Linked DNA regions of Homo sapiens: all the other regions are linked to region 3. Evidence: read pairs that join two places in POLR2A ChIA-PET (ENCODE). Cell type or tissue: MCF 10A. All regions are shown on one strand. Each heading gives the region's core, and the rest is flanking DNA. Links, peaks and the distances in the headings are about the cores only.

Region 1 (7,501 bases), core at 967-5,966, 200 kb after region 3:
GCCTGGTCACTGGCCAAGTTTCCATCTCAGTAGAAAAATGAAAAAGTTCAAGGGATGAATGTTAATCCCAAACACACGAGTAGGAAGGAGTGGGGTGAGGGGGAGAGGCCCAGCCAGGATCTCTTAGGGCAACATCAGTCCAGCAAGAGCTCCAGAGACCCACCCCAGGGGCAGAAGGCCTCTGGCTGGCCAAATTTAGGCTGCTTTGTGGTTGTAAATGCTGCCGCCTCCAGGGCCCGAGATGGAATTCAGCTGGTGAGACTTGGCTGGTGGTCCCAGCCCTCCTCGGTTGGCTCCTGCCTTGTGTATTGTTCATGACCTTCTTGTTTCTGTCATTTACTTGAGCATCTCCATCTCCTGCCATGGGTAAGGAAACAGGCACAGAGACCAAGGGACTCGCCTGAGGTCAGATAGCCACTGAGGAGTGGAATGGGCTGAAACATAGGCCTCTGGGCAGCCAGGCTGTCAGACAGCCCCTCTCCGTCAGAGCTCTCCAGAGCAGCCTGGGCCTTCCTAGGATGTTCCTGCTCCCTTCTGCCTGCCACTCTGCTCAGCGTCCGAGGAGCTACCTGGCTCTATCTGCCCCACACCTTGCTGCATGGCCTTGGTGAGGCTCTGAATTCCACCCTGGCTGCTGACTTGTGCCCTTCTAATGCTGACATCTCACATCTTTGAGGCTTCCAGGCTGATGTTTTTCCAGATCTTTCTCTCTAAGACTAAGATTCCTTTTTTTTCTCCCAGACTTGAAACATTTCTGAGTAATACAACTCTCCCAGATTGCTCAACTCCCAGGAACTCCTATCTGCAAACTGTGCTTGGTTCTAGTTTCAAGAAGGGCAGCAGCATATTGGAATTTTTGATCAATGATATATGGGCAGTTACCCTAATATGTATTTCCCCCAGGTTAGATAGATATGAGGACAGCCACTGCTCCTCTGCCTTGGGGACAAAGGAGTTATCATTTTGCTGGAACTCTAAGAACACCGTGTAATATTCTTATGGAGAAAAGCAGCCATCAATTAAATATCAGCTGTCAAATGGGGAAGAGCTGTGGCCCCATAGGGAACAACGGACTTTTTGATTGCTGGTATCCCCAGGGGAATCCACTTCCTCAGAAAATGAGTTCTGTCTGAGATAAATGTGCTTATTTACACCAGCTTCTAGACTGGCTGAGGTCGGCCCAGGGCCTGCAGCCAGGTATCTGAGCAATGGAGAGAGCTCCAGAGTGCAGCTTCTTGCCGACTTGGGGATTTATAGGCTTCCTGACAGGCAGAGCAGCCTCAGTTTCGAGGCTAGAAGCGGGGAGCCAGGGGGTTGGCCAAGGTTTTCTCAGAGGCTTTGCAAGAAGCTGAGCCCTTGTTGGAAATGCCTTTGAAGCCCAGGGGTGTCATCTTCCATCTCCTCTGGAGTCAGAGCCACAGCAGCAGGGCATTTTCGGGGGGAGTTGGGGAGAGTGGGAGAAGGGCATGTAGGCAGCGGGTAGGGGAGCAGAACGTGGAAAGAAAGCATTATTTCCAAACGGTCATCTCTCTCTTTTTTCTGCTTTCCAGTGGCCCAAATGATCACTCTGTGTTTAAGACAATCTGGTCTTTTAAAAAAAAATGAAGAAAGGAAAAGATGTTTTTCCAGGTCTAATTATAAGAGTCATAAGGCTGGAAAGATTTGGAGAAAACATCTGTCTCTCGGCTCTGCCTCCACTAGGTACACACCTAAGCCAAGGGGGAGGTGTTTTTCTATGACTAACCGGCTGGCGGACTCCTTGGGTCTCAGGGCACTCCCACCCTCAATCCATCCACAGTCCCATCGCTGGAGTTAAAGTCCACTTCTTCCTTTTAATCCTCATGGGAACTGGAAAGTGGCCAAGAGCCTGGAAGAGCCAGTGATTTGGGTCCTCCTGGAATGTTAGGGAAAGCAGGTTGGGGGTCTCTGTCTGTCACCCCAGGGCACCTAGTCTTTAAAACCTGTGCTGCCCCAAGAAAGGGCAAGTCTCAGAGCCAGGGCTGCCCAAAGGTCTTCTGTCCCCAGCAGGAGTGGACTGAATAGCGTGCCCCTGGGAGGTTTGTCTTCCTAAGCAGATCCAATCGGTCTTCTTGTTCTGATGAAGTAAAACAGAGTGGATATCCCTTGAGTTAGTGCTGGTGGGAGGAAGTTTGGGGATGGAGAAAGAGTCTCATTCTCTCCCCCACCTGTCAAAACTACAAATCTCCAATTCTCTAAGGTGAGGTGGGGGTCGGGGAGGGAACAGGCAGGTGTCTGGCAGGAGTGGCTGGCCTCCAAGGGTCCCTCCAGCTCTGACTAGCTTTGTGCTCTAAGCCAGGCCCTGGTAGGACCCCTGTTCCCTTGCTGCAAGCCTCTCCTTGCTCCCACGGCTGTTCACGGCCCTGACTGCTGAAGATGACATTTTCTAAACACTGGAGACAGAGATAAGAAGCAGACGGGGAGGGAGAAAGCCCGAGAACTGGAGCTGAGCCCAGAGAGGAAAGTGGGCTCCTTGCTGAGAGCAGGCGGAGGCATGCAGACCCTGCCGCCAATGAACACGCAGGCAGGGACCTCTCGCCATTGCTTTGACACAGTGCTGAGTCAGGGTCCAACGCCACCACTAGAGCCTGACCCCTTGGTCCAGCCGGTTGTTCACTGGTCAAAACACATGCTCCCTGAGCAGCCTCCTTGCAGGCACCACCCCACCCTCTGAGGACTCCTTCATTTATACCCAGAAAGGCAGAATGGGATGGAGCTTCATGAAGTGCTGTTCACTGCTATGCCCTGGTCCCTAGATGAGGTCTGACACGTGGCTTTGTGGCACTAGGTAAATATCTATAGAAAAAATAACTTGCTGTATTAGTCTTCCTGGAATGAGCTGGCATTTGAGCTGGGACCAGTTTCCTGGAGAAGGGATTTCAGGAAAAGCAACCAGGTATCCCTCAAAGCAAACACAGAGAGGCTTGATTAGGTACAGATGGCTTGCATGGGGGAATTTGGGTGAGCTGTGCTCTTAAACCTGTCTGGGTGTTTTCGGGGAAGCCATATAACAGTAACAACAACAATAAAACCAGCGCTACCTTTATGCAGAGAGGGAGGGGCTCTTCTGACAGGGCCTCCTGAGAGTGGTCTCAAGGTCACTTCCGGGCTTCCTTGGATCCCTGAAAAAGAACCAGACCAGCCTGGCCTGCTTCTCTGCATCCCAGGGTCCCCAGAAAAGTGAGGGCTGTTTGGGGGTCCTGGGTCAGATCCTCATCCAACTCCTACCCCCTTGAACTCCCACCTCCAAAGGCAATCTAATAGCTCCTGCTGGGATCTCAAGCTCCAAGGGAGACCTTCATACCACGCACATTCTGGGACAATCTTTGGTTCTCCTCTCAGCCTGGACAAGCAGTGAAATACAGCATCCAGCCACTGCCTGGCTCAGTCAGCCATGCTATCTTGGGACAGAAACCTTGACAGGAATCCCAGCTCTAGCCAAGGAAAACATGAGTCAGGCCTGGCTAAGCCAGGTGGCTTCCCTCTCTCCACCTTCCATCCCCACACCCCCAACTCCACAGCCAATGAGCTGTTTGGGTAACCCCAAGACCCCACTCCCACACAGCCTACGGCCAGCAAAGGCATGCAGGCAGGATTCTAGAACCTTGGCCCGGCTTTGGGTTGCTGCCTTTGAAAGTGTAGCAGGTGTGGGGCTCTAGCTCCGGCCCTCCTCAAAGGAGACAGGAGCATTCCCTGTGTCTTTCCGGCCTTCCACCTACCCTGGCCTTCTCTGCACAGGGTTCCCTTTTGGGGCACTGTGATTGTTCTCAAAGGCAGAGCCCACCCTGGCCAGGAGTGGCACAAGATTCTTATCCCACTTGTAGTAGAAGACTTTTCCTGATTCCTCTTCCCAGCCTATCCAGGGGCTTCCGTTCTCCTGCCGGTCTCACCTCAGGCTGAAATGTTGATATTTCCTCGTGTCTGGGGACACTGCTGCTGGACTTTGTGGAAAAACCTTTCCTGCCTTTGTGTGGCTTCTGTTTTGTTTGTTTGTTTATGTATTTATGTATTTATTTATTTTGAAACATAGTCTCACTCTGTCACCCAGGCTGGAGTGCAGTGGCGTGATCTCAGCTCACTGTAGCCTCCGCCTTTGGGTTGAAGCCGTTCTCCTGCCTCAGCCTCCCGAGTAGCTTGGGTTACAGGTACCCGCCACCACGCCCAGCTAATTTTTGTATTTATAGTAGAAATGGGGTTTCACCATGTTGGCCAGGCTGGTCTTGAACTCCTGACCTCAAGTGATCCACCCACCTCGGCCTGGGTGCTGGGATTACAGGCGTGAGCCACCGTGCCTGGCCAGGGCTTCTGTTTTAAAAGCTTCTCCACTCTCTCTTCTCCAGAGGAAGAGGTGCAGGGTCTCACACACAGGGACCTCAGAGTCCCTTGTTTTGTACACTGTAGAACAGCGTTGTCTAATAGAAATATACAGCAAGCCATAAATAAGTCACCCATGCAACCTAGTGTTTTCTAATCACCATATTTTGTAAGAAGTAAAAAAAAAAAAGTGAGATTCATTTTAATACTATATTTTATTTAATCCAATATATTTGTATTAACCCAAATGAATATTATCAAATCAATCATTTAATTCACATAAAAAATTACTAATGAGAAATTTCACATTGTTTTTCCATACTAAGTATATTGCTTCCTAGGGCTGCTGTAATTATCACAAACTGGGTGGCTTTAAACAACAGACATGTATTGTCCCGCAGTTCTGGAGGCCAAAAGTCAGAAATCACGGTGTCAACAGAGCCATGCTCCCTCTGAAGACTCCAGGGAACGTGAAAGCAAAGTAAAAACTTGGGAGCCCAGGCCGGGCATGGTGTCTCACGCCTGTAATCCCAACACTCTGGGAGGCCAAGGCAGGGGGATTGCTTGAGTTCAGGAGTTCACGACCAGCCTGGGGAACATAGCAAAACCCCGTCTCTACGAAAAATACAAAAATTAGCCAGGTGTGGTAGTATGCACCTGTGGTCCCAGTTACTCAGGAGGCTGAGGTGGGAGGATCACTCGAGCCCAGAAGGTTGACACTGCAGTGAGTTGAGATTGCACCACTGCACTCTAGCCAGGGTGACAGAGTGAGACCCTGAAAAAAAAAAAAAAAAAAGCAAGAAAGCAAGTAAGCAAGCAAGCAAGAAAGAATGAACAAACTTGGGACCCCAATTCACTCTGCCAAAGAAAAGAAAAACTTGGGACCCCAATTCACCCTGCTAAAAGAAAAACATATTAAGCTGAAAGCTGAGTCATAGAAGAAGCTGCCTTCTTTTTTTTTTTCCTGAGCAGATAGCTACAGATAAAAAGTAAAATATCTCCACAGTAGCTACTCTGTGTTCACCTTATCTAATGGTGAGCTTGAGAGGAATACATAATTGACCATTCCCCTACCTACTCCTTTTCTCTTGCAACACATGGATTCAGTTATGTGACCTCTTTTCCCTTGAGCCTGCTTTTCTCCTTTAAATATTGAGGCCCTCAGAATCATCCTTGGAGAAAGGCACCGACCTGTCTCCTAGGCATGTGTCCTTAACCTTGGCAAAATAAACCTCTGCATTGATTGATACCTGACTCAGGCACTTTTTGGTTTACGGGAAGCACCCCTCCGTGCCTCCTCCCAGCTTGGGTTGGTGCTGGCAATCCCTGGCTTTCCTTGGCTTGTAGCTGCATCATTCCCACCTCTGCCTTCATCACCACATGGCCTTCCTCCTCCCGCGTGTGTGTCTGTGTCTTTACATGGACTTAGAGAACGGTCATTGGATTTATAACCAGCCAAACCCAGTAAAATCTTATCTAATTACATCTGCAAAGACCCTATTTCCAAATAAAGTCACATGCTGAAGTTCCAGGTGGACAAGAGTTTTAGAGGGGCACTATTCGCCCAGTACAATGTTGGGGGCAGTGACCACTCACCCACCTGATATTTGGCTCCCAAGATCCTGTTCCTGTCGGCTGTTTTCTTTGTTGTCTTTGTTCTTTATTTTCATTCTGGCAGGCCTTGGGGTAGGATCAAAGGTAAAAAGAAGCAGGTGAGATTAATTTTAATAATATTGTTTATTTGACCCAATATATCCACAATATTATTTCAATGTGCAATCAGTACAGAGAATTATTAATGAGATATTCTTCATTTTTTTTCACATCAAGTCTTCAGAATTTTATATGTATTTCACATGTACACCACATGCCAGTTTAGACTGACCACATTTCAAGTGCTCGACAACCACATGGGGCCAGTGGCCACCATATTGGACAGCACAGCTCAGGAAGTTAAAAGAAAGGGGTGAGGCTTCTGACAAAGCCAAGGACCCCTCTGGGGAGGCCGGTGGATCCCAAGGAATGGTATTCACCTGATGGCCTCACCCCCTCTAGGTTCTCTCCTGATTATATTTCATCCGTGAGAGGTGGTCTCACGGTGATGAAGGGAGGAATTCATGCAACATTAGCTCACACTGTATCAAACCAGAAGGATGATACGGTTTGGCTGTGTCCCCACCCAAATCTCATCTTTAATTGTAACTTCCACAATTCCCGTGTGTTGCGGGAGGAACCTGGTAGGAGGTGATTGAATTATGGGGGCCGTTCTTTCCTGCCCTGTTCTCATGATAGTGAATGAATCTCACAAGATCTGATGGTTTTTAAAATGGGAGTTTCCCTGCACAAGCTCTCTTTGCCTGCTGCAATCCACATAAGATGTGACTTGCTCCTCCTTGCCTTCCACCATGATTGTGAGGCTTCCCCAGCTACGTGGAACTGTAAGTCCATTAAACCTCTTTCCTTTGTGAATTTCCTTTGTGAATACCCATTCTTGGGTATTTCTTTATCAGCAGTGTGAAAACGGACTAATACAGTGGCTTTGTTCATTCACAGGAAAAGTGGTGAGCAGCTGGCTGCTCTCTCGTCCCTACATGCAGTCCCTCCCTTTCCTGTAGGCACAATGCTTAAGGAGCCAGGCCTGGGCTTCTGGGCTCAGAACCAGAGCCTTTCCTTACTGAGTGCAAATGATTGAAAATCTCAGGCTACAAAAGTGGGAGGCATGCACCTCCCCAACAGAGACATGCCATTGCCAGTGGGGACACTGGAATCCCTTTCCCCAGGCAGTGTGGGATGGGTGTGGCCGTGTGCCTAGGACTGGCTCTTTTCTACTTCTCTGCTGCAGACCTGACCCCTTCTGACTGGCATCTTTTCCTTTAGATACGCAGGTCTCACTGGCCTGGGCCCCATTCTGTCTCTTTTTAGCATGGCTTGGCCTTTGTCTGCTTTGATTTCTATGTGTCAATTTTATGGTCAAACTCCCAAAAAGCAACCTCATTCCTCTAGGGAATGGGCTCCCTCAGTTTGCTCCCTTGAAATACCTGCGATTCTTTATTCTCCTGAACCCTGCTCTACAACCTCTGTATTTTTCTGAGAAAAATCAGAAATAACCAGAACCCAGACCTGGAAGCTAGACCCCAGACATAGGTCATCCACCTCTCGGGCTCTGGGG
Region 2 (7,501 bases), core at 1,649-6,648, 240 kb before region 3:
CATCCATTCATTCACTCAATCAATTATTCATCCATCAATTTTGTGCACGAGTGATACATACTAGGATGTGGGCTGGGCGTGAAGAATATAATCAAAAACAGTCCTTGCAGAGCTCAGGAGTTACTACTATAGCACATACTGGCCCAGTGCAGATAAACTGTGGTGGTCTATTGAGATGACTATTGACAATCCCCTCTCTTCTTTTTAATGTTCTTTTGTAATTTAATGAAATGTGAATATAGCATGAAAGTGTACTTTCATCCTTTGTGCTCAACTGAAATATACCTTTTTAATCTTTTCTCAAAATTTATTGTGGTATAATTGAAATTCAATGAACTGCACACACTTAAAGTGTATGAATTAATCACTTTTGACATACATATACAGCTATAAAAGCATTACCACAATTAAGATAGAGAACATTTCCATCACCCCAGAATGTTTCCTCATGTCCTTGTGTAATTACTCCCTCCTTCCATCCTTATCCCCAGGCAACCGCTCTCCTCTAGAAACCCTTTTTGGAAATAAGGAAGACTTCTGACTGCTATCAGGCCAATCCCTGGAGGGCAGAGGTGAGGAAGGTAAAGAAGTATCAGGAAATGGGGATAAGTATGGAGATATCATAGGCCCAAGGCCTAAGGAGAACTGAAGGGCAAATAGCTTTAGCAACATATAGGCATTTAACCCTTGCAGCCAACGTAAGAGAAAGGTTCATTATCCTCCTTTTCATGAATGAGGAGACAGCCTCACAGAGGTTAAGGAGCTGGGTCAAGGTCACACAGGTAGCACGTGGCAAAACTGGAGTCCAAAGCTCACATTGCCCAGCTAAGTGCTTTCCCTCCGGGACTTGCTGAGGTCCCCACCTGCACCCCAGGGGTAGCCTGCCCAATGTGCACTGAGCCTAGCTGTGTCCAGTGGGATTCCCAGCACCTCTCCCCTCATCAAGAACACGGACTTCCCACCCACCCTCATACCCCAGCCCCATCTGATGCTGAGACCAAGGAGCCCCAGCCACGCAGGGAGACAGGCGCCTCCCCAGGGAACTCCCCAAGTTGCAACACTCCGGCACAGGACCCATGTTGGAACAGTTTAATGCCACCTAAAACCAAAACAACAGCAGGCACATGCATCCAACATTTACCTCCTGAAAAATTACCAAGTAATATGCAAATACTTTCTTCTTCCCCACACCTGCCTCATCATCACATGAAGATCAAGCAGGGGTTGGGTAAGTCAGGGTCAGGGCAGGGTTGAGGAAGAGGAAAGGGAGAGACCAGGTGGGGGTGACATGGCTTACAGAGATCCCTGGGAGATACTACTTAAAAAAGAAGTTTAAGTTACCAGTGGTTTTGCATCTGGGCAAAGTCATTTTGACACAACCACACCAAAATGGCTACATGTAAGCGGCTGAAATATTCCAGAGCCCTCTCTGAGCCTCAGCTTCCATAAGCAGTGTCGGGTAGAGGCTGCAAGAAGCATCTGGGAACGAAACATGTCACAGGCTTCAATTCCTCCAGAAGCTGAGAGACAGAGGCGGGGGACACATCCACTCGGTGGAACAGAAAACTGAAACGAAGAGACACGTCCTAAATTTTCAGTGACTGGCGTTAGAGTTACCAGACTTTCTGGGGTGGACACTTGATGGGTAAAATGATTCCTGACTCAGTTTCCTTCTCTGCGTAGTGGACACGATACCCCAGCTCCTAGGCTTTCAGGACTCGGTGGAACCAGGTGTGCCATTTGCCAGGCCTAGCACCAGCACAAGACCTTCAGCAGTAGCTCCCTCCTGCCCCACTGCCACTCCTGCCCACACCCCTGATATCCGGGCCATCAGACTGAGAGGTGCTCTCTGGATGCTGTGGGAAGTTAGCAGCAGCCTCACAATGCCCCTCCTGGGTCCATCTCCTTTATCCTGTGTATGGATTGGTTACAGTCATGGGGACAGGGTGGCCACTTGTTCTGCATTTGGATTCCTTGTTACTCTTTTCATCATTTGAATTGGGAAGCAAGGGGCTGTGGTTACAGAAGGACATCCCAACAGGATGCACTGTTGGTGTGTCTCCTGCCCTTACCCCCAACACCTTTCTGCACTCTCCCTTCCTCCCCCAGCTGGGCAAGAGCATTAAGGTGTGATCTGACTCACTAAGCTGCCTTCTCCCAAACAAAAGAGAGCCAGAGCTTTTCCCCAGCCCACTGGCAACGGTATGGCTCCTCTACCATCAACAAACCTAATCAAGAACTGACCATCAGGAGTTCGAGACCAGCTTGGCCAACCTGGTGAAACCTTGTCTCTACTAAAAACACAAAAAATTAGCTAGGTGTGGTGGCAGACACCTGTAATCCCAGCTACTCTGCAGGCTGAGGCAGGAGAATCGCTTGAACCCGGGAGGTGGAAGTTGCAGTGAGCCGAGATCGCGTCACTATACTCCAGCCTGGGCAACAAGCACAAAGCTCTGTCAGGAAGGAAGGAAGGGAGGGAGGGAAAAGAATTGACCATATACACATGAGCCTTGTGCAAGCGAGGAGGCTTCCAGCAAAGGAAGAGAGTGAGGGTGGGTGAGGCTTCAGGAAGGAGGCAAGTCTTAGGTAAGTCTTGGAAATGGAGGGCCAAAGGTTGATGGAAGCAAGAAGGCATTCTGACAAGTCCTACAGATGACATTTCATTCACCAGCTCTTTTGGTGTAACAAACGTCTATTGGGCACCTACCAGGTGCCAAGCACTGTGGGCCATGGGGATGTGAGAATGAACAGAACACGGTCCTTGCCCTCCAGAGGTTCGCCGGAAAAAGCACTGTGACTAACACATGTTGTGGCAAAGCAACAGTAGTCACCAGCACCAAAGGGGAGGCACCAAACAGTGCCTGGGGAGGCCAGGTGGGCATCAGTGGGAGGGCAGTGCCTACGAGGGGCTTGAGACATAGCGTAGCAGTCAGGCGCAGGTTCTAGCACTGGCTGCATGGGTTTGCACCCAGGCTCTGCCAGTTACTAATTCTATGAGCTTGGTCAACTTACCAACCTCTCTGTGCCTCAGTTTCCTCATTTATAAATGGTACCCACTTCAAGAGGTTGTTGAAAAGATTATATGAATACATGTAAATCACAGTTAGTACAGTGTCTGGCTACTGGGTCTGTAAATGTATTTAAGATTGTCTTTCATGCAATTTACCTAACAAATGTGCACATGTACCCTACACCTAAAAGTCAAAAGAATTTAAATTTAAATTTAAAAAAGATTATTGTCTTGATGGCAAAGCAGGCATCTAGCAGGTAAAGAAGGATACAGGAAAGGTGTAAAGCAGAAAGCAGGAACAGCACGAACAAAGGCAAGGAGACGGAAGCGTGGGCCGTGGTTTGGCATGGCTGCTACAGGGGAGTGTGTGGTGAGAATTAAGCCAGAAGGGTGAGCAAAGCCCAGGTCTCGCCAGGCTGCGCACACCTTGGAGGTTGTGGACTTGATTCTGGAGTTGATAGCGAGCTCCTCCGCCTTTTTGTAATGATCGGATTGGGCCGTTGTATTAGGATTGTATCAGATTTGGGGACTGCATCATGCAGCTGGCTCAGGAGCTAGGAACTCACTACTACAGAAAAGAGAGAAAGAGGCCCTAAACTAACACAGGGCCGCAGGAATGCAGAGGCAGCAAGGACTGCGGCCTAGAGATGACTAGATATGGGCACGGGCAGGACACAGGGTGGCCTGGGTGAACCACTGAGCCACAAACCAGGACCGGGGAGACTGCAGCATGAGCAGGTTTGGGGCTGGAGAAGAGAGACAATAAAATAATAGGTGCTAGGCCAAGATCTAGGAACTTTATATGAATTATTTCATTTAAATCCCACATGGGGGGACCTTTGAGAAGGGCACAGCTATTATCCATATCTATAGATGAGAAAACTGAAGCGTAGTGTGATTGAAAACCCTGTAAGAATCAGAGCTGTGATGTGGTTTTCAGAGCCTGCATCCTCATTTCTGGGCCCCACGCTGACTTGGAGACACCTGAGGGCAGAGGCTGGGCATCTGGGGCTGGGCAGAGGCTGGGCATCTGGGGCTAGGCAGAGAGGCCTGGGCTGGAAGCTCTCTGTCGAGCCACAGGAGAGATAAGACTGAGATTGGCAGGGAGTGTGAGAGAGTGAGGAAGAAGGCAAGGCCGGACCACGAAGAAAGGGGCTGTCACAGAGGGTGATGGGTAGGCAGAAGTCCAGCCAGCCAGGAACCCATCCCAACCCCGGGATCCAGCAGGAGCCTTCCTCAGCCCTCTCCCCAGCCCACAGGGAAGGAGTCCAGCCCTAAAACTTGGCCTTTTGCCTACCTGCCCTGCCCACAGAGCACACACAGGCGGCCTGGCCCTCCTCCCGCGCCTAGAGCTGGTTGCACAACCACCTGAGCTGGTGAGGCAAGGATAGCGTTCCCTTCCTCCCCAAGAGGAGTCCAGAGGCAAGGGTTAAAAGGATTAGGCTCAGCTTTGGGAAACAAAACCAACTCTAAGTGGAAAAACACCAGCCCTCGCTGGGCTATTGTGAGGCGCAGTCATGGTTCCCAGTCCATATGTGGACAGGGCCTAGGATCTGTTGACAAAAGTGACTCAGGCGTTTACCTCAGGCCCAACGCCCGCTGGCCCAGGTCCCGTCTGGGTGTGTCATTGGCTCAAGTGAGGTCCCATGAATACACACACACACACACACACACACACACACACACACACACACACTCTGGAGCCAACTCTCTGAGTTACCCAATCCCAGCCAATTCACCTGAAGCACCTGGCATTTCTTTCATCACCCAACAGGTCATTGTGCTGAGCTGTCAGTGCAGAGGAGGCTTAGCTGGCTCCATCATTCACATCACAAGCTTCATAAATTCCTGAGGAGAGTGCCAAAGGCCGAGATTGCTGCAGCACTTTCACTGGGGGAAGAGGAGAGGCTAAGCAGGCAGGTGGTCAGGGAGAGCCAACAGAGGGAGAAATTCCAGCCTCCGCTTACTCCCCCTCTGTCACTTGGTTCCACCACATGTAGCGGCAGTGTCTGGCCCCAGTGTGCTGAGAGAAAAAAGAGAAAACACACACAGAGAAGTGGGGATCACAGAACATGGAATGTGTGTCCTCAAGGGCCCTTCCAGACCTTTAATTAGTGTGGCTCTCTCATTTACAGATGAAGAAACCATTTGTCAGACATTCAGCGGGTGAAGGACAAACAAGAGACAGAATCCAGGGCCTTCAACGTCCTCTCAGTGCTCTTGCCCCTACATCACACAGACTCCAGACAAGCAGGACTGGAAGAGGCTAAGATGACCACGAGCCTGACCCCACACCTGCTACTGGAGAGACCCACAGCCTCCTCATCTGGGCTCTTCTGGCCACATGGCACAGCCTGGTGGGGTAGGTTTTACTCATTGTGGCATCTCTGGTACCTGGGGCACAGTAGGTTCTCAGAAAATGTTGCATGAGTTAATCTAATGGAATACCAGTTTATCCCATATGGAAGTATGCTAGCCGCTTTTTTGGAAGCCACGAGAAATTTAAAGCAGACTTTAAAAAAAAAAATCATGTATCACTTCGCTTCAGCCTGACAAGATTTTTTCTGGCTGGACAAGAATTCTTGACAAACCTGCATTTAGGCAGGTAAGTTCCCCTTGTGGCATACCTGAATTGCTCTCTCTCTCTCCCGCAAGCAGGTGCCCAGGAAGCAGGAGATGGAGGTAGGTGAGACAAGGCTTTCCCAGCTAGCCGTGGTGGTGGGAACACCATGATCAGCTTCCCCACGACATACCCAGCAAACAGGAATCTTAATGAAACTACCAGAGCTGCCCGAGGCACATGCCCTGCTCCTCTCATCTTTGGCACAGCTGAGCATGTGTTGGCCAATAGCCTATGCTGTACCCAGAACGGGTGCCCAGGATCAAGTGGAACCTTCCTGGTCAGCTGGGAAGACAAATGCTGAGAACGTTTCTTTACCAAACATTCCTGAGTACCTCTTCAGGGCCAGCCCTGATCCAGGCCCTGAGGATACAGATGTGAAGGTATATAGGCCTGCTTCTGCTCTCATGGGGCTCAGAACCCTTCTTACTGTTCCAGAAACACAAGGGCAGCTGTGTTGATGTAGCCACGCTGGCCCCATTAGATGAAGTTGGACAGAGGGATGGATGAATGAATGCACGTGGTGAAGAGGGGAGGTTCAGGGCCTTGCTGAAAAAGATGAATATTAAAAAGCAAGTTAAGAGATAACAATGCTTGAGAATCATCAGAGCAAACACTCGCTGAGCCTTTCCAGTGTGCCAGGCCCTGTGTGGAGTCCTTATATGTCTTTATTCACTTAATCCCTTACCTATGCTGAGGCCATTAACTGTTATCATCCCCATAAGAAAACTGAGCCCAGAGAGGTTGCTAAACTCACAGAAGTCACACAGCTGGGAAGTGGCAAGTGAGAACTGGAACCAGGCACCAGGGCCCTGGTGCTCAAATGACCAGCTGGCATGCTTCATAGCTCCCTTCAGAGGCTTCTAGCCGTGTTAAAGCTTTGAACTGAATGAATCAGGTGGGATCATACATGAGTTGACAAAAGGGTGGTAACACCAAGGGACCTCAGAGGGTGACGCTGCTTTGGCATTTCTTAGCAAATTTACCATGATCAGAGTCTGGCCTTAACTGACCAGGAAGAGGACTCCGTCATTCATGCAGAGATGAAAATACTTATTAGTAATCAACTGATGCTGATCCAATGCAGAAGAGAGCTATAAAATCCCATCTAAATGCATTCATTTACATTGGGTGAGGTATATGAGTAATAGTGACCAGAATGCTCACTGCTGTCAGGGGTCACCAACCCAGGAATGGGGCATGGCCACTGTGAGACAGGAGTGAAATCAGCACACAGGAAGCAGAGAGCACAGGAAAAACAGGTCTCTTGCTGAGGCAGTCTGCCCCAAAGGTATAGCACACCTCTCTGGTCATGGCCCACTAGACCTTTTGCTGGGCAGTGGGGAACCATCTAAGAACCAGACCAACCTAGGCCCTGCCTCACTGAGTGTATGGTCCTAAGAGAGAAGCCAGACACTAAACATGTCATTACGGGCGGGTGACAGTTACCCAAAGACACACTGAGGATGCTCTTGCAAAAGAAAACTGTATGACCCACATTCCCCAGAATCGAGTCTCCTCTTGCCTGGGTAGACCTGGGTAGACCTACAGGGAGCTCACCATCAGATTTGTTCCTCTGATCCCCACTTTCTTATATCCCATGATATAAGACAGATGACACACTCCTGGCTCTTAATGGACCTAAATGACCTCTCCTGTCTCAACCTGGGACATCCAAGTGAGCTCAGTTCTTTCCCTGTTTTTGTTCCAGGAGGACAAATTCATTATTTTGGGCCAATTCCAGCTCTGCTGAACCTGCGTCTGCTACTGGAGAGACCCCAGAGCACACTTCCCAACCTCCTTCTCAGGGCTCTCAGGCTGCACAGCTCTGCCTATGTCCTTGTTCCCCTCATTGCCAAGTTTCAGGGGAA
Region 3 (7,501 bases), core at 1,312-6,311:
AGAGTGATCTTTCTGGAATGTAAGGATTCCTGAATAGGAACAACTGGCCTTCTTGGATTATAGAACTGGAAACTATCAGGGGAACCAGCCCCCAGTGTTTCAGTGTAGGTTCTTTTCTATTTTCCCTAAGTGTCAGCCAGTGTGAGAAATAAAGAGAAAGAGTACAAAGAGAGAAATTTTACAGCTGGGCCTCCGGGAGTGCCATCACATATTGGTAGGACCGTGATGGTGACCTTGAGCCACAAAACCAGCAAGTTTTTATTAGGGGTTTTAGAAGGGGAGAGAGTGTACGAATAGGGAGTGTGTCACAGAGATCACATGCTTCAAAAGGCAATAAAAGATCACAAGGCAAATGGCAGAGCAAGATCACAAGGACAGGGCGAAATTAGAATTACTGATGAGGTTCCATGTCCTGCTGGGCACGCATTGTCATTGATAAACATCTTAACAGGAAACAGGGTTCAAGAGCAGACAACCAGTCTGACTAGAATTCACCAGGCTGGAATTTCCTAATCCTAGCAAGCCTGAGGGCACTGCAGGAGACCAGGGTGTATTTCATCCCTTATCTTCAACTGCATAAGACAGACACTCCCAGAGCGGCTATTTTAGAGACCTCCCCCTGGGAATGCATTCCTTTCCCAGGGTTATTCCTTGCTGGGAAAAGAATTCAGTGATATTTCTCCTATTGGCTTTCTGCAGGAAGAGAAATATGACTCTGTTCTGCCTGGCCTCACAGGCAGTCAGACCTTATGGTTATCTCCCTTGTTCCCTGAAAATCACTGTTATCCTGTTCTTTTTTAGGATGCCCAGATTTCATATTATTCAAACATATGTGTTTTACAAACAATTTGTGCAGTTAATGCAATCATCACAGGGTCCTGAGGCGACATACATCCTCAGCTTACAAAGATGATGGGATTAAGAGATTAAAGTAAAGACAGGCATAGGAAATTATAAGAGTATTGATTGGGGAAGTGATAAATGTCCATGAAATCTTCACAGTTTATGTTCAGAGATTGCAGTAAAGACAGGCATAAGAAATTATAAAAGTATTAATTTGGGGAACTAATAGATGTCCGTGAAATCTTCACAATTTATGTTCTGCTGTGGCTTCAGCTGGTCCCTCCGTTTGGGGTCCCTGACTTCCCGCAACAGGAAACACTTTCATAATATTGCTTGTGCTTTTTCATTGAACACATCTTGTACAAGGCCCCCTAGAGGCTATTCCAGGCCTTGAGGCCACATGACCCTTCTGGCTGTGTCTCTGCCTGCATTTTCCCTCTTGCTTTCAGTTCAGATGACTGAAAGAGAACTAGGGCCCAGCTCCACTTTTCAAGACAGAGTGCAAGTTACACATAACTGAGTGGCCAACTATGGCAGGGGATAGGTTGTGGGGAGTGGTGGGGTGGGGGGCTTACAAAGCAATGTTTATTCAGCAGGGACCATGCATATGGCAGGAAAATGTACCTACCCAGCCCCAAATGAAACATTTGCTTAGTTAGAAAGGAAACTGGAACTTTTTGGTGTACAACCTTAACTTTTGAAATTGGTATCAGGTACAGAATCCCCATGTTACCTCACAAAGCCACAGTCCAGGTGAAAGTGTGAAAAGACTATGGGATTGGCTTACTGTGGTTATTCCTGTGGTTTATACCTCAAACTAACAATTCTCCCTGAATCCCACATCAAGTCTGCTGCCTGCTGAGTCATCTGGCCTCTTTGACAGCACCCATCAGTCTTTATAAAGGCTTCCTTATATAATATTTATAAAGAAAGGGGCTGGGCGCTGTGGCTCACACCTGTAATCCCAGCACTCTGGGAGGGCAAGGTGGGTGGATCATGAGGTCAGGAGATTGAGACCATCCTGGGTAATACGGTGAAACCCCGTCTCTACTAAAAATACAAAAAAATTAGCAGGGTGTGGTGGCAGGCACCTGTAGTCCCAGCTACTCAGGAGGCTGAGGCAGGAGAATGGCGTGAACACGGGAGGCAGAGCTTGCAGTGAGCCGAGATTGCACCACTGCACTCCAGCCTGGGAGACAGAGCAAGACTCTGTCTCAAAAAAAAAAAAAAAGGGGGGTGCAGTTTGCAGGCCAGTGGACTAATGCACCCTCACCATATAGCCCCACAGAAATTGGTCTGCCATGGAGCTCTAAAGAACTCATAATTTCTCCAAAAGGACCATCTTTCTACACCTATGCAATTGTTCAAGATCAAGGGTCAGCAAACTGTGGTCCACAGGCCAGTTGCATATTTATGCACATAAAGTTTTATTGGAACATAGCCATAGCCATTTATTCACATAGTGTGTATGGCTGCTTTTGTGTACAATGGCAGAGTTGCAAATCCTAAAATATTTACTGCTTGGCCCTTCAAGAAAAAGTTTCCTGACCCCTGTTTTAGTTAGTTCTGGAATGATGAGCATGTGTGGAAAATCCTCGGGTTGATGCAGAAGCTTAGTGGCTGCACAGTAGTGATACATTGTTTTCCCAGGCTATTTTATTGTTTCTTAATTTCTTAATCACTTTGTGGATTAAATTCATGGCCAGAAGTAACTCAGACATCTCTAAGGATTGTCCTATTGGCATAAGCTAAAGCACGTATTATTCTACATTCATGGATTAAAATATTAAGTAATTTGATCTAGATGATTGTTTACAGTTTAACGCAAATACACTTAGTCTGTTCTGATTATTTACTCAAGGATTATATTACTACATTCACTCAAGAATAATAGTATGTAATCATTTCCTGTGGGATCTGCAATGTTTGGGCCTTCCTTCAAATTCGGTTCTCTGATTTGTCTCCATGACATGGAGTTGGCCTTTAGGTTATGTGATTGAGGTTCCTCAAACAGGATGTTAATTTTCCACTCTTCGTGGCAGGAGAAATATAGTCTAATCTCATGATTTAGTGAGCCAAAGAGCTGTATCCCTTTTCACACTATCCTTCTTTTATAAAATAAATGTTAATTTTGTTTCTTTGTGCATCTTTTGGAACAAACTTGTATTTTCAAAGCCCTCACCCCATACTCAGGTGAGCATACTTTCTAAGGCAGCCCATTTGGAACAAATGAGCTTTAGCCAAGAGTTTAATGATAAAAATATATTGCTTGCAAAAGCTCTAATTTAGCACTCTGGTGCCTCCTACATGGTTTTGCCAACAAACTCATCTTTGCCTGGAATATAGGCTCTTCGAAGGCAGCTGCCACTCTCTCTTCAAGATGTGAGGGGGAAGAGAGTTTGAGGCTTTTCATTGTGAAGGACCCTCCACCCCCGTGTTCCTCCTACAGGCTCCTGATTCACACAGCACAAGTTGAGAAACAGGGAAATGGAATCTTCTTGCCCAGGCATGTAGCAGCTAACTCCTTTGAATCCGAAAAATGTGTGTTCATAATCACCAAGTTTGAAATGCAGAGTCATCACTGCTGCTGGAAATCTGAGGCTGGTTCAGAGCCAGACCAGCTGCTCCTGGGGCCCTCTTCTACTTAAGAGGCAGTCTAGCCTGTGGCCTAGCCTGTTCAAGGTTGCTCTTTCCCCAGAGCCCTGGTACTCCCTCTGTCAAGTTTCCACTTATCTTTCTGGCCTATCCAGGAACCCTTCTCTGAGTTCTCAAGGACTGGCTAGGTGTCCTGCCTCACAGTCACCTACAACCTGCATTTTCCTCATCATAACTTTGAAATTGCTACTTTGCCTATCTTCGCATGGGCTCTTCCTCCAACTACACTGTGAGAGCCTTAAATCCAGAAACCATGTCTTTTTTTTTTTTTTTCAAAGAGAGTCTTAGATGAATTTGCCAGGACTAAAATACAGAGTTCCTTGTTCCCTGTATATAGCCCACTATAGAAATTCAATGGTTTTTGAATGAAAGGATAAATGAGTGAATGAAGGGACTTCGGATCTGGCTGGGGCAGAGACTGTGGAGCTAGAAACTTAGGTTGCTTTCCCTTTCTTCCCTTCCCATCCCTCCTCTTCCAAAACCCAAGTCTGACAGGCTGTGAAGCACCTCTATATACGACTGATGGAGCTTTAATTGTTCACCCAATCTTTAGAAAAGATCCTTTTAATTCAGCACTGTGCCCGAAGTCCAGGCACTTAGCTCTGGATGCCCGACTGCAGAAAATACCAACAGCCAGTAGAAAAACTGCACCAATGCTGGGGGTCCTATTTTAATTATTCTAGAAAAATTCACTTTTTGCTCAGTGTTTGGTTTCATTTGGGGCTGACCTCCTTTCTTGCAGGCCCTAGATTCGTGAAATCTATATTAATCAGCAGAATAATATTAGCCAATTCCTTACCTCGTTTTTCCTTCCCCTCATTTGGACAGCTAGCCTGGTTTGTACTCCTTATCTCAGAGATGAGATGTGATAATAAGAGGCAGAGAAATAAAAGTATGTTCCTGGCTTTTGGATTCAGAAGTTGCCCTTATGGGAAGGAAAAAACAAACAAATGTGGCATAGATAAAATATTTGGAAGAAAAGATAACAAGAGTAGAAAAGAGTTTCTTAGGGGGAGGAAGTGAATTCATGGGAAGGTACAGAGGGCAGAGATGTTTCTGGATCCTGTGTGCTACTTCACCCTGGGAAGGTGACACAATTGCAGATGTTTTTGTGAGACTTGGGAGCAGAAAAGACATGTTCTTTGCATCCTCAGTGAAGCCCCAGAGGAGAAATGGGTGCATAATGGGTCCCCACTGAAGAGAACGTAGGCAGATGTGCAAAGTTTCCCATGCCCCAGTGAGAAAGAAGCATGTCTCTTCATGCCCAAGAGCACATCAGAGAAATGGAGAGTGCTCCTGAATCCGAAAGGGTCACACAGACAAGAGTGAAGAATGTCTCAATAAATACCAGTGTGGAAGAATGATCTTGAGGACCACATCCTTCACTCTCTCTCCTTCCCCCCTCCCTTTCTGCACATCTTGCATCTCAGAAGCCCCCTCCCGGAAACTAGATACAACTCCAGGGGAAGGTGAGGTTGAAATCCACAAGTTCACTGAGATAAAGTTTCTGACAATGCAAAGAAAGGGAGGCTTGAAATCAAAATTAGTTTCTATTTCTTACATAAATGTCTGGACTAGAATTGTGTCCACTGCTCAGATCTTACTTATATTCAGGGATGACGTATCTCATGGAAGAACAGGGCTCAACGAGCCACTTAAATGTCTTCCTATCAAATGTTAAGGTTCTAGAAACCAAATGGTGGGTATATTATCCAACATATGCCGTGAAAGCAGAGCCAATCCTGGGGGAAAGCTTCTCTCCTAATGGTAAGGTGTCCATATCCTCTGCCCCAAGAACCAAGACAAGTGATCTGACAAGTGTGAAGACTGCTTTTCAACATGAAAAAGAGTTTTCTTAAACTCAAGCATGATATTGGCTCTACTTTGAATATCAGTTACGAAAATTCATAACGAGCTGAGGTATCTTCACTAACATTGCAAATTAATTTCTTGTATTCATCACAATGACATTTATGTGTATTTGAAAAGTAATCCATATGGATGAGCATATTTTTCATTCACTCTACAGACGGAACATGCACGCTGGTTTGCAGATCCCTTGCAGTGACTCTACAGCTCCCAGGAATCTGAGGTTCACAAGGTGAAACCTACCAGGCCAAACAATTTAAAATTGGTTTTGTTTTGAAAATCCAGTAAGTATGATGGCAATGTCTTGCAGAAATTCCTCTTTTAGTATTCCAGTCTGTGGGCTCTGGCAGAAGTAATAGTCTGCTGCAAACAGATCACTCTTTTTTGTTTGCAAAGTCTTCGTACCAGCTGAATCACAGCTTGCTTTTCACTTTTCGTAACACCTTGCAACATCGCAAAATATTTGCTGGAGTTTGTGAAGGGCGGCTGCAGAATTAGTAAACTGAAAGGAGGCCTTCCTTTACTCCCACCCCTGTCAGCACCTTCTGTTCTAGCAGACCGAAAGGCAGCTTGAGAACTCTGATTGCTTCTCTAGATTATGACAATTCTTGGCACCATCGCCCGGGGCAAGAATGGAAGCAAAGGAAACATTATGGAGTTTTGCAGGTGCCAGTACATAATATTGTCACTTTACAAAATTGAATTTATAAATGACTTCATGAAGGTGAGTTGCTATGGTAACCAGCCTTCTCAACTTTTATATCTGGAAGTAAGGATCATATGGCCCCTTCTGTTTGGGACTATGTATTCTGGGTTTAATGAATAACTACCCATCCTCTAACTTCTAGTTAACTAGGCTCATGGGATGCTAGACCAGGAAGCAACATTAGCAACCATCTCATTCCACCTCCTTCATTCATAGATGGGAACTGAGACACAGAGAAGTGGCACTACACAGCTAACGTGTGTCAGCCCTGAGCCTATGGTTTCTCACTTAGTTTTCTTTTTTTCACAATGAGTGATTTTTGCAAGCCAGTTTAGTTATATATTGTTATTTTTAAACATTTTAGATTGAGAGGGTCCATATGCATATTTGTTATATTGTGTGCTGATGGGGATTGGGCTTTATGTTAGTCAGGGTTCTCCAGAGGAATGTTTTCTTGCTTAGTTTTCTAGTGCTCTTTTCTTTCTGCCACACTGAATTTCTGAAGGGACGCACCCAGCTTCCACGAGTGGATAAGAGACATGGAACCACAGTTAGACACAGGGCCACTGTCACTTCTTACTGAGATGTTAAAACAAGTCCTGTCCATGTACTGGTGTGTGAAGTGTCTAATTTTCTCTATCAGAATTATTACAAATTCCACATGACAACAACTTCCACTGATTCAAAATGATGTATGGGGGGACAGTGTGGGGAGGTGGGGAATGACCTGAGGAAACGTGATCTAGTATTGTGGTTCCATAGTCTAGCATACATAGATTAGCAATCTGCAAAGAATTAGACTGTACCCGAATTGTAGTGAGCATAACGTAAACTTCCTTTAGTCACTCAAAAAAATATATCTTTGGTTTTTTAAAGTCTAGTTTCTTGAACAATAATTCCTGTTGCATAAATACATGAAAAGGTGCTTCGGATAACAGCTTTTCTTCCAGTTAAGAAATCACCAGGCCACAGAAGATTTAGCTATTAGGATTTTCCATAGATTCTTGGAGTGAAGAATGGCAGAAGCTTAAGAGTATTTAGTACATTCTTCTAAAAGCAAAACAAAATGCCAAATTAAAACTAAACAGTGAAATTAGAGTGTTCGTTCACTTTAAAGAGATATGAATACAAACACTGGATCCTCAACAGTCTTTAAACATTGCAGATCACCTGGATATCTTGTTAAAATGCAGATTCTGGTTCAGGAGGTCAGGGAAGAGACCCAAGATTCTGCATTGCTAACAAGCTGTCGGGTGGTGTCAATGCCGCTTGTCCTTGGTCTATACCTTGAGTAGAAAGGGACTAGTTAACTTGCTGTCTCCTTGAATGTGTTTTCTGTGAGGGTCAGCCCTGACCACCCCAGTCACAGGAATCTTTCTGGCCTCCGGATTCCTAGTGCTCATATTGTATATATCGTCCACAAGGTAC

The links. ChIA-PET counts read pairs that join two places held together with the same protein. Peaks named below come from ENCODE experiments on the same cell type or tissue, not always from the same donor. Only the 100,000 strongest peaks of a DNase experiment are listed, where the experiment ranks them.
Region 1: POLR2A ChIA-PET joins it to region 3 with 11 read pairs; 5 of 35 experiments call an interaction of 5 or more read pairs at or near these places.
Region 2: POLR2A ChIA-PET joins it to region 3 with 12 read pairs; 2 of 35 experiments call an interaction of 5 or more read pairs at or near these places.

The regions. Positions count from the first base shown.
Region 1 is chr2:46,847,462-46,854,962 of GRCh38, forward strand. All of the region lies in intron 1 of LINC01119 (long intergenic non-protein coding RNA 1119), which reads left to right. It overlaps LOC107985880 (a long non-coding RNA gene), which reads right to left and starts at 6,065. Exons shown (of 2, transcript XR_001739449.2): 1 at 5,933-6,065; 2 at 1,622-3,140. RefSeq lists an enhancer at 2,349-2,643. In MCF 10A, for the core only: no CTCF peak of the experiment used is centred there; DNase peaks (open chromatin) are centred at 1,740 and 3,490.
Region 2 is chr2:46,404,660-46,412,160 of GRCh38, forward strand. It overlaps LOC124907762 (a long non-coding RNA gene), which reads right to left. Exons shown (of 2, transcript XR_007086306.1): 1 at 4,750-7,501; 2 at 1,075-1,566. Among named protein-coding and RNA genes, the nearest start is that of LINC01820, 14 kb to the left of the region's middle. RefSeq lists an enhancer at 4,207-4,781. In MCF 10A, for the core only: no CTCF peak of the experiment used is centred there; DNase peaks (open chromatin) are centred at 4,542 and 5,802.
Region 3 is chr2:46,642,488-46,649,988 of GRCh38, forward strand. It overlaps LOC105374584 (a long non-coding RNA gene), which reads left to right. Exons shown (of 2, transcript XR_940058.3): 2 at 5,528-7,501. Among named protein-coding and RNA genes, the nearest start is that of CRIPT, 29 kb to the left of the region's middle. In MCF 10A, for the core only: no CTCF peak of the experiment used is centred there; DNase peaks (open chromatin) are centred at 1,664, 3,364 and 5,834.